2 separate regions of the Mus musculus genome follow, and region 2 is linked to region 1. A link is a loop called in an ENCODE intact Hi-C map of the cell type or tissue named here. Cell type or tissue: left cerebral cortex. All regions are shown on one strand.

What was found. Peaks named below come from ENCODE experiments on the same cell type or tissue, not always from the same donor. Only the 100,000 strongest peaks of a DNase experiment are listed, where the experiment ranks them.
Region 2: it touches region 1 in a loop (3-fold over the local background); 2 of 42 quality-filtered maps call a loop at or near these places.

Annotation. Positions count from the first base shown.
Region 1 is chr4:67,847,135-67,855,134 of GRCm38, reverse strand. No RefSeq gene overlaps it. Among named protein-coding and RNA genes, the nearest start is that of Gm23738, 330 kb to the left of the region's middle. In left cerebral cortex, no CTCF peak of the experiment used is centred here; DNase peaks (open chromatin) are centred at 1,913, 4,106, 4,323 and 6,883; H3K27ac peaks cover 2,063 bases.
Region 2 is chr4:67,928,944-67,936,943 of GRCm38, reverse strand. It overlaps the pseudogene Gm11249. Among named protein-coding and RNA genes, the nearest start is that of Gm23738, 250 kb to the left of the region's middle. In left cerebral cortex, no CTCF peak of the experiment used is centred here; a DNase peak (open chromatin) is centred at 4,275; H3K27ac peaks cover 840 bases.

The DNA.
Region 1 (8,000 bases):
GACCCAGTGGAAACACACTGAAAAAAAGATGGGCTGAGATGGGTGGAAATTGAAGGTTGATTCTTAAGGCCTCATGGAAACTCTAAGTTCATTGTGAAGCTCACCACAGACATGTTGTTTGACTAGACACCGTCAAGACATAAATTTGTTGGCTGATTCAACAGTTTTTCTACCTTGTAGGATATTTTTTGTTGCTATGGTCATAAATGTAGCGTGAAATTACAAGTTTTTAAATTGTATAGTCAGGAAACTCTGCAAGTTCCAAGGAGTGGGCAAAGGCAAAAGATGTGAGGACAGCAGAAGAAATAGTAGAAACAGAGTCATCAAAGATGTCACCACATATCTCATAGGAACAGCTTCATTTTGGTCTTCTCTTTGAAAGCTACTGGTGATTTAAGTGATCAGAGTACTATGTACTAGATATGAATATATCTGTCAATTAAGACACATGGACCAAATGATAAATGTCACACAAGGCACTAACAATAGTGAAAAGTCTATGTTAATATCATATAATCATTGACACAGCATATTCATTGCTTTGGGGGTATATGAGATCTTTTTCTAATTTTCTCTTCTTCCTCATTCCTCTGTCCTGAAAACCATTATGACTTCATGACTAAGTACGTTTGTGTGTGTTATGGCAAAATTGACTGTGTTACAGATTGTTTGGGCACAGGAGGTAAGCTGTAATGTCAGTGGAACAAACTCCCAATTCAGGCATGTTATTTATTCACAGAAAAATCCCGAGTCATCAACCTATTATTTCTAAGCCTTGCATTTTAACAGTTGATTTTGTTTTAATCTAAAACAATGGAGTGTGTTTTTTTAATATTCCATAGGATTATAGTGTTAAAAAGGATAGGAGTTACAAAATATTTAACATTTGTCATCAGATAAAAAAATTCATTTTAGTTTCTATGGGTAGAATCAATCTCTAAAGTGTTGGGTGTTTATTTTCTTTTTTTTTTTTTTTCAAAGAAAAGGAAAAGTCTCATGGTGATTAATATGAAGGGTATAAATACAAAGAATGGTTGAAAATTAATTTATTTTTTACCTTTTATCCACAACTAGGCTTAATTTCATCTCTGTAGTGCATAATACAAATGCTGGTTGAGGATGAAAAGATGGAAAAAATACTTCCTGGAATTTAAAGATAATCTCTGGCCAAGACATTTACTGGTGACAGGAACTTTGAGAAGAGATGCAAAGACCAATGATACTGAGAAGGATAGGCAGAACAGAAAACAGAAAGGGAACAAACCTGGAAAATCTAGAAACATTGCCTAGATAAATTTAAATTTTAGAATGGAAGGCAATCTTGACATCCAGGATATCTATATATTTCAAATTTCACATTCACATCAAGTTTCTATAAATAGCATGAAAAAACAAAGGTTTTTGACCCATGTCTGAAAATGAGAAATAGGCCTGTACTTGAACATAACCATAAAGCAAAGTCCATAGATCATCAAATTCTAAAATGAGATAAACTATGAGCTTAATTTTTCTAATATTCCAGCAATGTAGTAAACATGTTTGACCAGACTTAAAATGATTAAATGAAAACTCTAACTCTATAGTTATATAACTATAACACTATATCACTATAAAGCAGACAGCAAGACTTACACTTGTGTCTGTCACCATGGTGCTGTTTGGTTAGGAAGTCTTCATGCAAAACAAAAAGTTATATGTAAATACCCAGTTGTGTTTGTCACACAATTTTTGGTTCAGGATTAAGGTAGTAAGGCTAAAGATCAGAATTCATCTACGTTGAAGCCAAAATTACATGAGTGATCTATAGGACTTTAGGATACAGAAAAATGCTTCATATGAATAATAAGTAGAACACTACACTAGGGCCACGAACTCAGGTGTGCCCTTCCAGAAAGTCTGGCTTGGCACTGTTTTCCAGACTGCTGGGGATAAGTTGTTACATATTCCAACAGAGCGTGGGAATGAATCCAAATTCTTCAGTAACTTGCCTATTTTAAAGTTCTCAGCAGATTATATAACAAGAAGAAATACGAAAGAAAGATATTTTTGCAATGCAATATTTTAAGTGTTTACATTTTCATGCATGAATACAATTTTATGCATGAATTTTATTGGAAACTGACTTATATAAGCATAGATATTATACTAAAACCTATCACTATTTTTCAAAGATTATTTATATAAAATTTATTAGAATAAACTCTAGTACCTATCCAATGTAGTGATAGCATGTTAAAAAGGAACATTGAGGAGACAGGTATTGTGCATGACATTAAATTAAAAGCTATAAAATTACATCAAGGTTTAGAGTTCTATTCTCATCACTCAAGTTTGATGGTTCCCAATTGCCTGCAACTTCAGCTCCATGGCATTTGAGCCTCAAGGGCACCAACATCTGAACATATATGCACAGACAAATAAATTAGTTATTAATAGAATAAATCTTGAGAGAGAGACAGAGATACACAGAAAGAGACAGAGAGATACAGAGATACACAGAGAGAAGCCTGTTAGATCTTTGGTCACACTAAGACAATGGTAAGGCTTAGCTGGCCCAATTCCACAGTCTGAAGTAAAAAGGACACAACTTTCTCCATAAACAATTAAATCACGTGATATGTAATTTCAGTTTTCAAGGATAGAAAAGTCATACATTTTCTCTTGTTCAGGTATTTCTGTAAACACTCTCCTGTCCGGTCCTCCAGTCACCCTTTTCTTGGCCACTTACTCTTTCACCTTAGTTTATCTCTTATTCAGATTATAAAGAGAAGCTTCCCTTTTCCATAACGATCCCATCATGTTGTCTCTGAGATTATTTTCTGTCCATTTTTAATGTTTTACATTTCAGTGCCTGATCATTCTTTCTATGGCCCTGAGCCCAGCATCCCTAATAAAACTCATTTCTGACATGTAATTTCTTGTCAGTTTCTTTTCTCAAACCATCCACAGCTACACATTTTACTTCTAACAAAGTTTACAACTTTTTTCTCCAATCTAAAAATCTATGCTTTTTTCTGTACTTTCAAAGCCAGAATATATAAGAGCTGAGGGTATAGCTCAGTGGTAGAGGACTTTCCTGGGATGCAGAAGGATCTGAGCTCATGCTAGCACACACACACACACACACACACACACACAAACACACACACACACACACACACACACACACACGCGTATGCACCCACACATGAATGCACATACATATGTGCACATGCATGAGAGAGAGAGAGAGACAGAGACAGACAGAGATACAGAGAGAGAGAGAGAGAGTAGGGAGAAGCAGAAGAAGCAGAAGGAAGAAGGAGAAGATGAAGACAGTAGAAGAAGAAGAAGAAGAAGAAGAAGAAGAAGAAGAAGAAGAAGAAGAAGAAGAAGAAGAAGAAGAAGAACCATAGATACTAAGACTAGAGCAAACAGAGACCATATCAAAGTAAAGAGCTTGAGCAGATACAGATTAGAGTACAACCAATGTTTGAACATACTCTTAAACTAGTGGAGGAGACAGGGAGATGTAGAGATGGTTCAGTTATTTAAAAATGTATTATTCTTTTCACAATATTTTTATTTGACGATTTCACCCTATGAACCTTGATAACACTTGCTTCACAGTCATTCCAGTTTTGTACTGAAAAACTTATCAAGTGCCCCTTTGCAAAAAAAAAAAAAAAAAAAAAGAAGGAGAAGAAGAAACATTTTTATTTGGAGCTCTCACTGGAGCATAGCACATATCCTCGTGGTTAGCCCTTAACTGAAACTGAGTCCTTCCCCACTGGCACCCCAGTCAGAAGCCATAAATGGTGAAAAGTTACACTTAAGCATCCTTACTCCATTTTTTAAAAATGTGACAAATGCAATTGTTATCACTTTAATAAAAAGATTAAGCAAAGCCCCAATGATTTTTTTTTAAGTGAAATAATTTATACTGGGAAAAGAGGCCCCTTGGCATTGCAAACCTTACTACAATTTTTATGAGGTTTTCCCTGCAGTGGATCTCTTTGTAGGCTGCAACTTTATTTCTGAGGGTGGAGGAAGGGTAGTGTGAGGTAGTCGTAAGAATTGTTACATAAACCTTCTATGCCCCTCTTTCTCAGTATGAGTCTGCAGTCATCAAAACAAAAGTAGATTCCTTGTCCTTTACAGTCAGCAAGAACAGGAATCATGGAATAATAACATGGTCATTTCTTGCATCAGCACTTGCTGTGTACATCAGAATGGTCTCCAGTGGCAGTACATACAATGGGCATTAACATGGCCCTGTGCCACGGCATAAGCCTCTGACACCATCATAGTCCTCAGCAGCACCACAGGCCAAGGTCATGAACATGTCCTCAGGTGGCTCCACAGTCACACACATTCTACCCTGACAGGGAGCCTGGATTCAGTTCCCAGATTCTGTATCATGGCTCATATCCATCTGTCATTCTTGCTATAAGCAGACCAGGGGTATTTTATCTCATGTGGGCACCTGCACCTTTGTTCAAGTACACTCACCATTGACACATATACTATCTACAATTTAAAATAACAAAAATTTTAAAAGGGAGACAAAGAAATAATATTCTAGACAAACTTAATGGCCAGATTAAAGAATATTCTTTCTGTGCCTCTATGTCACCTTCTTGTTATGTTACTGCGTCTGTCTGTCTATGTCTCTGTATTTCTCACTTTTCTTTCTCTCTCTCTACTTCTATTTCTTCTTCTATCTCAGCCTCTCTCCATCTTCTCCCCCACAACCTGTCTCCTTCATCTTTCCCTTCTTGCTGTCTTCCTCTCTACACGTAGTCTTTTGCATTTAATTAAAGTGCCAGTTTTAGTCTCAGCTCCACACTTTGTCTCTGTAACTCCTTCCACGGGTATTTTGTTCCCTATTCTAAGGAGGTATGAGGAATCCATACATTGGTTTTCCTTCTTCTTGATTTTGTGTTTTGTAAATTGTCTCTTGGGTATTCTAAGTTTCTGGGCTAAAATCCACTTATCAGTGAGTACATATCAAGTGAGTTATTTTGTGATTGGGTTACCTCACTTGGGATGATATCTTCCAGATCCATCCATTTGCCTAAGAATTTCATAAATTCATTGTTTTTTTTTTTTTTTTTTTTTGCTTTGGAAGAACATCAAAGACTTTCTAGTATTCCATAAATCTAAGTATCAATATAACACTTGTATGCTTTTTACTTTAATCATATATAAATTCATATTTATTCAATTCACTCAATTTACTTAATATTCATTTTTTGCTTCTTTATCTCTTTTTTAAAATATTTATTTATTACGTATTTTCCTCAATTACATTTCCAATGCTCTCCCAAAAGTCCCCCATACCTGCCCCCCCCATCCCCTACCCACCCATTCCCATATTTTGGCCCTGGCATTCCCCTGTATTGGGGCATATAAAGTTTGTGTGTCCAATGGGCCTCTCTTTCCAGTGATGGCCGACCAAGCCATCTTTTGATACATATGCAGCTAGAGTCAAGAGCTCCGGGGTACTGGTTAGTTCAGAATGTTGTTCCACCTATAGGGTTGCAGATCCCTTTAGCTCCTTGGGTACTTTCTCTACCTCCTCCATTTGGAGCCCCGTGATCCATCCAATAGCTGACTGTGAGCATCCACTTCTGTGTTTGCTAGGCCCTGGCCTAGTCTCACAAGAGACAGCTATATCTGGGACCTTTCAGCAAAATCTTGATAGTGTATGCAATGGTGTCAGCGTTTGGAAGCTGATTATGGGGTGGATCCCTGGATATGGCAGTCTCTAGATGGTCCATTCTTTCGTCACAGCTCCAAACTTTGTCTCTGTAACTCCTTCCATGGGTGTTTTGTTCCCAATTCTAAGAAGGGGCACAGTGTCCACACTTTGGTCTTCATTCTTCTTGAGTTTCATGCGTTTAGCAAATTGTATCTGATATCTTGGGTATCCTAAATTTTGGGCTAATATCCACTTATCAGTGAGTACATATTGTGTGTGTTTCTTTGTGATTGTGTTACCTCACTCAGGATGATACCCTCCAGGTCAATCCATTTGCCTAGGAATTTCATAAATTCATTCTTTTTAATAGCTGAGTAGTACTCCATTTTGTAAATGTACCACATTTTCTGTATCCATTCCTTTGTTGAGGGGCATCTGGGTTCTTTCCAGCTTCTGACTATTATAAATAAGGCTGCTATGAACATAGTGGAGCATGTGTCCTTCATACCGGTTGGGACATCTTCTGGATATATGCCCAGGAGAGGTATTGATTGATCCTCTGGTACTACTTTGTCCAATTTTCTAAGGAACCGCCAGACTAATTTCCAGAGTGGTTGTACAAGCCTGCAATCCCACCAACAATGGAGGAGCGTTCCTCTTTCTCCACATCCTCGCCAGCATCTGCTGTCACCTGAAGTTTTGATCTTAGCCATTCTTACTTGTGTGAGGTGGAATCTCAGGGTTGTTTTGATTTGCATTTCCCTGATGATTAAAGATGTTGAACATTTTTTCAGGTGCTTCTCTGTCATTCGGTATTCCTCAGGTGAGAATTCTTTGTTCAGTTCTGAGCCCCATTTTTTAATGGGGTTATTTGATTTGTTTTTAATAGCTTAGTAGTACTCAAATGTGTAAATGTAGCACATTTTGTGTATCCATTCCTCTGTTGAGGGACATCTGGGTTCTTTCCAGCTTCTGCCTATTATAAATAAGGCTGCTATGAACATAGTGGAGCATGTGTCCTTATTACCAGTTGGAACATTTTCTGGGTATATGGAGGAGTGTTCCTCTTTCTACATATCCTCGCCAAAATTTTCTGTCACCTGAATTTTTGATCTTGCCATTCTGACTAGTGTGAGGTGAAATCTCAGGGTTATTTTGGTTTGCATTTCCCTGATGATTAAAGATGTTTAACATCTATCCCATAATCAGACACCAAATGCAGTATTTTTGCATATGCCAGCAAGATTTTGCTGAATGGATCCTGATATAGCTGTCACTTGTGAGGCAATGCAGTGCCTGGTAAATATAGAAATGGATGTTCACAGTCAGCTATTGGATGGACCACAGGGCCCCCAATGAAGGAGCTCGAGAAAGTACCCAAGGAGCTAAAGGGATCGGCAACCCTATAGGTGGAACAACAATATAAACTAACCAGTACTCCCTGGAGCTCGTGTCTCTAGCTGCATATGTATCAGAAGATGGCCTAGTCAGCCATCACTGGGAAGAGAGGCTCATTGGTCATGCAAACTTTATATGCCTCAGTACAGGCAAACACTAGGGCCAAGAAGTGGGAGTGGGTGGGTAGGGGAGTGGGGGGTTATGGGGGAACTTTCGGGATAGCATTTGAAATTTGAAATATATATAAAGAAAATATCTAATAAAAATAATAAAATAAAAAAATTAAGATCACATTTACACTGAGATATTTCTTTCCCTTTTTTTCTTTTTCTCTTTATTTTTGTATTTCTAACAAGTATTTCTTTTAGACAAATCTCCTAACTAATTGTCTTGGCTTTTCTCTGTGGCTGTAAAATACTTTGGCAAAAACAATCTAAGATCCTCCTGCCTCTAGCTACATATGTAGCAGAAGATGGCCTAGTTGGCCATCATTGGGAAGAGAGACCCCTAGGTCTTTCAATCTTTATATGCCCCAGTACAGGGGAATGCCAGAGCCAAGAAGTGGGAGTTGGTTGGTATGGGAGCAAGGTATAGGGACCTTTTGGGATAGCATTTGAAATGTAAATAAAGAAAATATCTAATAAAAATAAATAAATAAATAAATAATGATCTAATGAAGACAGTTTATTTTGGCTTATAATCTCACCTTTTTTTTTTCCATTTTTTATTAGGTATTTAGCTCATTTACATTTCCAATGCTATACCAAAAGACCCCCTTACCCACCCACCCCCACTCCCCTACCCACCCACTCCCCCCCTTTGGCCCTGGCGTTCCCCTGTACCGGGGCACACAAAGTCTGCGTGTCCAATGGGCCTCTCTTTCCAGTGATGGCCGACTAGGCCATCTTTTGATACATAT
Region 2 (8,000 bases), 82 kb before region 1:
ATAGTATTACCTGAGGACCCAGCAATACCACGCCTGGGCATGTACCCAAATGTTTCTCCAACACATAGCAAGAACACATGCTCCACTAAGTTCATACCAGCCTTATTTATAATAGCCAGAAGCTGGAAAGAACCCAGATGTTCTTTAACAGAGTAATGGGTACAGAAAATGTGGTAAATTTACACTAAAGGTAATACTCAGCTATGAAAAACAATGACTTCATGAAATTCTTAGGCAAATGGGTGGAACTAGAATGTATTATCCTGAGTGAGGTAACCCACTCACAAAAGAACACACATGGTATGCATTCACTGATAAGTGGATATTAGCACAAAAGCTCCAAATACCCAAGATACAATTCAATGACCACATGAAGCTCAAGAAGGAAGAACAAAGTGTGGGTGTTTCAGTCCTGCTTAGATTGGGGAACAAAATACTCATGGAAGCAAATATAGAGACAAAGTGTGGAGCAGAGTCTGAAGAAAAGGCCATCCAAAGACTGCCCAGTCTGGGAATCCATCCCATATACAGTCACCAAGCTCAGACATTATTGTGAATCTCAAAAAGTGCATGCTGATAGGAGCCTGATCTAGCTAACTCCTGAGAGGCTCTACCAGAGCCTGACAAATACAAAGGTGGATGCTTACAGCCAATCATTGGACTGAGCATGGGGTCCCCAATGAGGTCCCTAAGGGAGGAGTTAGAGAAAAGACTGAAGGAGCTGAAGGGGTCTGCAACACCATAGAAAGAACAATAATATTATTCACCCAGACCCCCCCACCCCTGGAGATCCCAGGGACTAAACCACCAACCATGGAGTACACATGGAGGAACCCATAGTTCCAACCACATAGGTAGTTGTCAGGCATCAGTGGAAGGAGAGGCCATTGTGAATGCTTGATACCCCAGTGTACGGGAATTTGAGGGCAGGGAGGCAAGAGTGGGTAGGTGGAGGAATACCCTCATAGAATCAGGGCGAGGAGGGATGTGATAGGATGTTTTTGTGGTGAGGGGAACTGGGAATGGGGAAAACATTTGAAATGTAAATAAAGAAACTATCCAATTAAAAAATAAGATAAAATAAACAAGTAATTTCTATTGTTTTGCAAGTTACCTTCTTATCTGTTAATGCTTTTTCATAATACAAAAACTTTTTTTTAACATGGTACAATTTGGTTATTTTAGTTCTTACATGTTTATGGTATCATATTTAATATATTATTTAAATAAAATGTATTAAAGATTACTCTTGTTTTTTTGTATGACTCTTTCCATTTTACATTTGTATTTTGAATATACTTTGGATTAGTGCTCAGATACGATTTAGGTAAAATCCAATTTGTGAATTTGTGTACTCTCTCATTTGTTTGAAGGACTATTTATGCTGGGAAGTAATTAAACTTCTCTTTAAATCTCATTTGATAATACAAATACATTGTATCTTACTGGGTTGTTTAATTCTACTCCATTAGTCTATCTACATATTTCTTGATTACCACTATTTCCAGTGAGTTTTGAAACAAAGGTTCTTGATTTCCCAATTGCTTTCTTTAATAACTTACTTATTTTTATTTTAAGTGTATTGGTGTGAAGATGTCAGATCCCATGGAACTGGAGTTAAAGACAGTCATGAGCTGCCGTTTGGGTACTATGGACCAGACCCAGGTATTCTGGAAGTGCAGACAGTATTCCCAATCACTGAACCATCTCTCCAGCACCCAACTTCTCCCAATTGTTTTATTAAAAATGATTTTTGTCTCTAAATGATCCAGTGAATTTCATAATTGGGGAAATATTTTCTATTTTTGCAATGAACATTTTTCAAATTTTGTTAGGTATTTCAATGAAATTTATGTTTGCTTTGGACTTGAACTCCCAATGTCCTTATGAGAGTCAAGGTTTGGGCACTTAGTTCTTATAGGTAGTGTTACTTTGGAATATTACAAAATTTTTAGTACTTGTGACCTAGCTAGAAGATATAAATCATTTGGGCTTGGGTCTTGAAAGGTATTGATTTTGGGTTCTGTCCTGGGAATCTCTGCTTCATAGCTGATTATAATGACAGGCCATGGTTGCACATTCTGCTAGTACCAAGTAGCTCCCAAAAGTATACCTTGTTTTTCATAATGGGCTGGAATACCCAGAATATATGAATCAAAATAAGTCCTTAATCCCTTAAGTAGGGTGTTTCTTATCTCATATACAAGACATTTGGCCAAAATCATATCTTTGAGTATTTAACATATCTAAGTGTTACAAAATCTTTCCATCAATCAGTACTCATTTGTAACCGTGTCCAGAATATTTTACAGTGCAGTGAACAATGCATTCTTAGGGAGACCTTTTTAATTAAGTGCTCTTTCTCATACTGATTTAAACAAGATTATATTCTTCATTTTATTTTCTGTTTGATTATTGATTATGCATGGAATGGTAGCTGATTTTCATGCAGTGATTTCATACTCATGAACCTCATAGACATTTCACATAAGCTTTGTTATTATTAATTTAGTAGAAGAGGTTGTAATTGTCTTAGTCTCTAGATTTTGTAATCAGATTTTATCAAATAAAATATTCTAAAATTATATAATAGCCAACTGTTTTTTTCCATTTTTTCATGTAATTCTCCCTCAAGAATATTTTTATTACAAAAATTTAAATTAAAATCTATTTTCTGTATCATAGCATAAACAGACATATTTCCATTAGCATCACTGGATATTGTTTTCCTGCCTGTGTTCATGTGTTTATACATGCTTGCGTGTGTGGTGGTGCCCACTCGTTTGTGTGTGTGTGTGTGTTTTTGCAGGGAGTACAATGGAATACAAGGATGTGCAGTAGACTTTGATCTGTAGATTTCCTCTGCAATCACTAGGTTCCCTAGAGAAGAGACATTTCCCACAGTTGAATCAAATATCTTCTTCAATGCTTTTCACTTTGTTTGCTAAAGGAAGATCTTTAACAGAATCCAGCACTCAGAGACTCGGGCTGCTCTGGCTGGCCACCCTGAACTGGAGCTCTCCTGCTTGTTGTCTCTAGATTGTGGTGATTACAGGCAGGTAGCATGCCTGATTGGATTCTAGATAGGTTCTTGGAATCCATTCTCTGGTCCTCACATTTGTAGTACAGTATGCCAGACCTGTCATTTATTCTTTTAAATAAAGATAGATAACATATATAAAGTTTTTTCAGTTACAAATTTATAATTCTTAATCTTTCTTTTTAATATTTGATATCTGTCTTTGATACTGAGTAATTACTAAACATTCTATGGTAAAAATGATTTTATGTGTCTAATTTCTTCTCTGCTTGACACATAATGGGTTATTTTGAATTCAAGAAATAAAAGTAGCAAACTCATCTATAAGAAGAAAAGGAATATATGGATTGGTTGAAGAACAAGTCTAGTCTTTGTCCCCCGAATAAAGAGTCAAATTATTCTTTCATTAAATACAATAATACTAGAGTAACTGGTGTGTACAAAGTAGCAATTTATGTATGAGAAAACAGTAAATAAACAGGGCCAACAATGCCATTTTAATAGAGTTTATAATCACTTTATAAGTAAATATATGTAATAAAAGAAAAAGATAAACGCTTACTTAGGCATGAAGAGTCACAAGGAATACAATAAAAAAATAAAGAAATATCTGTATGATTCAGGAAAGATAAGACTGAGGAAGCAACATTGAACTAAGATTTGAACTGAGAAGAGAATAAATAAAACGTTTAAATAAAAAAGGGACAAATAGATATTTGTAATAAAATAATGAGGATGGCCAAATACATCGAGAAATAAAAATTTTATGTTTCCTAGCATCTAAAAGAAAATTGTAGCAAATTAATTTTGGGGAATAATACTATGGGTTGCATTTAACGAGGGGACAGAGTGTAGATTATATGGACCACTAGACATCTTGCTCAGAAATTGAGAAATATTCAAATTTACTAAGAAACCATTGAAAAAATTGTAAAGACTTGGCTAATATGATCTGATAAAGCATGTGTTGTTGTTATTGTTGTCACTGTTGTTGTTATCATTGTTGTTGTTCAAATTAATGGTACTCTTTGTGGTGTATGGACTGAGAGAAGTGGATAAACATAAATCCGTTAGAAGGTTATTCAAGTAGCCTTGGAGACAGCAGACTCGGAGGAGGAAAGGCATTACACATTTCTGGAACAAATGCAAACTCTATTCTAAGTAAATGTACACAAGTACAGTTATATAATGCAGCCTGGCTATAGAAGACTCAGAGGATGCACAATAAGAACCAAGTTTAGTATCAAGGAAGAGAGGTCACAGGAAGACTGGGAGAGCAGCTTGTTCTCACACTGGGAGAGACAGGAAGATTTGTTCCCACAGCCCAACTTGCTACAAGCAGGCTTTGTGCTATGTGCTTCCTCTGAAATGACTGGGTTCCCTACAGAAGAGATATAGCTTAATATGATGACCTTCCCCTTATTCACAATTGTTTGTGGTTATGATTAAACAGTCTCCTGGCAGGAGGAAGCCTTTCTGGGAAGGGCAATAAGAGGTTTATAATTTCCCAGAAAAGCCTGGCAGTCATTAGGCTCTGCTAATAGTAGCTGATAAGTTAATTGTCCCCCTAACAAACCCTCCTCCAAGAGGTAGAAATAAACACTGGCAGGGTGTTGTAAGAAAATAGCCAGGTGCTGTGTATCAGTTCCCATCGGTCAGCACGACATGTGTAATTTACTGTAGATGCTCAGAATGAGTTTGCTGGTGCAGATCAGCAAGTTCAATATGGTGAGTGGAACAATTTCATAGCAGATGAAAAGCCATAGTTTTCCCTCCATGTGGTACTAGTGCACCCTGGCTAAAAATCACCCATGCCTTGTCATTTTACCCTCAGGCTATGCCCTGCACATGTGTACCTAGAAACTGGCATATACAACAGAGATGAGTAGCAGAGCATCACAACTCAGTTCATCAGGAGCAGTTTTCTAAGTCCAGCTTTTGCTATAAGCTTTTGGCTAACTCACACTTTTTAACAACTTAGGACCCACAACCTTTACACTCTGCCTCCCTCACAGCCATCAAAGGTTTCTTCTTGCTTTGTAAGACCCCATTAGTATGTTCTGGATTTCTTTAATGCCTTGATTTGGAAGCTGACCAAATAACAACTGATCTCTTTTTTTTTTTTTTCAGACTTAATTCTTTTATTTTTCTCATATAAAAACCCTTATGTGGTAGCCACAGCTGGAGCCTGGGTCCTCTGAACAGAGACTCTGGTGTGGGTTTTCACAAGATGATCTGTGAATTCCTGATAAGGAGACTTGGTGAAGACAGTCTCTTTCCAGAGGTCGGGGGTCAGGTAGCTGTAAGTCTTGGAGATGGCATCAAAGGTGGCCTTAGCAAAGTTGCCCAGGGTGGCAGTGCAGCCTCTGGCTGAAGTGTAGCAGTCATCTATACCGGCCATCATCAGGAGCTTCTTGGGCACAGGAGCAGAGACAATGCCAGTGCCTCTGGGGGGCAGGGATGAGACGCACCAGCACAGAGCCACAGCGGCCTGTCACCTTGCATGGCACAGTGTGGGGCTTGCCAATCTTGTTCCCCCAGTAGCCTCTCCGCACAGAGACGATGGAAAGCTTGGCCAAGATGATGGCCCCTCGGATGGCAGTGGCAACCTCCTTGGAGCACTTAACACCAAGACCAACGTGACCATTGTAGTCCCCAATAGCGACGAAAGCCTTGAACCTGGTCCGCTGGCCAGCCCGAGTCTGCTTCTGCACTGGCATGATTTTCAGAACCTCATCCTTTAGGGACGCACCCAGGAAGAAATCAATGATCTCAGACTCCTTAATAGGCAGGGAGAACAGGTAGATCTCCTCCAAGGACTTGATCTTCATGTCCTTAACCAGGCGGCCCAGCTTGGTGACTGGGATCCACTCCTTGTCTTCAGCTTTACCTCCACGAGCACCGCGGCCACGACCACGGCCCCTAAGACCGCTGCCGAATCCTCCGAGGAAGCCGCCGCGGCCTCCTAATCCTGGGCCCCCGGGTCCTCCGGGCCCTCCTGCTGCACCGGCGTCATCTGCCATTTGGTGTTTTCCCGAAGAAGAAGAAGTGATTTCTTTTTTTAAATTAGGTATTTATTTCATTTACATTTCCAATGCTATCCCAAAAGTCCCCCATACCCTCCCCCACCCACTCCCCCACCCGCCCACTCCTACTTCTTGGCCCTGGTGTTCCCCTGTACTGAGGCATATAAGTTTGCACGACCAATGGGCCTCTCTTTCCACTGATGGCTGACTAGGTCATCTTCTGGTACATATGCAGCTAGAGACAGGAGCTCTGGGGGGTACTGGTTAGTTCATAATGTTGTTCCACCTATAGGGTTGCAGATCCCTTTAGCTCCTTGGGTACTTTCTCTAGCTCCTCCATTGGGGGCCCTATGATCCATCCAATAACTGACTGTGAGCATCCACTTCTGTGTTTGCTAGGCCCTGACATAGTCTCACAAGAGATAGCTATATCAGGGTCCTTTCAGCAAAATCTTGCTGGTGTATGCAATGGTGTCAGCGTTTGGAGGCTGATGATGGGATGGTTCCCCGGGTATGGCAGTCTCTAGATGGTCCATCCTTTCGTCTCAGCTCCAATCTTTGTCTCTGTAACTCCTTCCATGGGTTTTTGTTCCCAAATCTAAGAAGGGACAAAATATCCACACTTTGGTCTTCGTTCTTCTTGAGTTTCATGTGTTTCACAAAACAACCTAAAGATGCTAAGAGCAGTTTTTGCTTAGAGGCCTTCTTAGAGGATATTCATCAAAGCACTGAATCCATTGTTTTTGTATATATCATTTTAGGCACTTTAGTCAGCTGCCCATGAAGGTTATCTCTAATCAATAATGCTTTGTGATCCTTCTGAACTCACATAATCTCAACCCCATTAGCATGACCATCATTATTGTTTTATACTTTCATTTTCACTTTCAATATTTACAGTTAAGAATAAAATTTAATAATGTGTCAATAATTATTTATTTTCATATTAATGAAACTGATTTGAAACAATAGAATAAATATCTTAAAAGAACTGTGAGAATGAGAAGATATTTGATGTTTTATGGCATGTTAATATTAGATGCCAAACTAAAATCCAGCTTTCCAGAGTAAATAGATGTAGCTAAATTTTCACTGAAATTTTCTGTATTGTTACAATAGCCTTGTATCTTCCTAGATCATATTTATGGTCAATATTTCATAATTGCATTGGCAGCTGTGGTATACAATGATGACTCTATTACTGAAACATTAATAACTTAATAAGTGTCACATACCATGCCTGAAAAAAACCCTCAAATGAAAGCAAACATCTCTAGATTGACTCCAATAGACCTAATTCTAAATAAAGAAAAAGAAACTAAGAATTGCTTAATAGAATTATTTTGAAGAAAACTCATTGGTATGCCAAAAAATTGTGAGAAGACCTAGAGAAAATACAGTCCAGCCCGCTCATACTCTATTTGAAAGCTCAAACACCGATTCAGAGCTCCATGATTATCATATAAAAATTAAGGCTCAAAGAAAATTACAGAAGGAGGGCAGAAAGAGTGTAAGAGCCAGGAAACTGGGTCAATTGCTGTGAGACTGTCCTGTATATAGTACATGAAGATGCACATATGAAAGCTTTTTTATGTATTATAAGAAATATATTATTCATAAATTTTAGGTCATACATGAAAAGGATTTCTCTAGGTCTCTGGGATATCTTTTTTCTAAAAATGGATATATATCACATATACACAGATATATACATATATATCACATATACAGAGAGAAACACAGGCAGAGAGATGGAGTGAGGAGAGAGAGAGAGAGAGAGAGAGAGAGAGAGAGAGAGAGAGAGAGAGAGAGAGAGATGGTGTGAGCTCATGCATGTGTACTGAGAAATTCAACTGAGCTAGTAAATGAGAATCTCAGTATAATGAGCATGATTTGACTTCCAGCATCCAGTAAACTGGGAGTGGTTTTTGAAG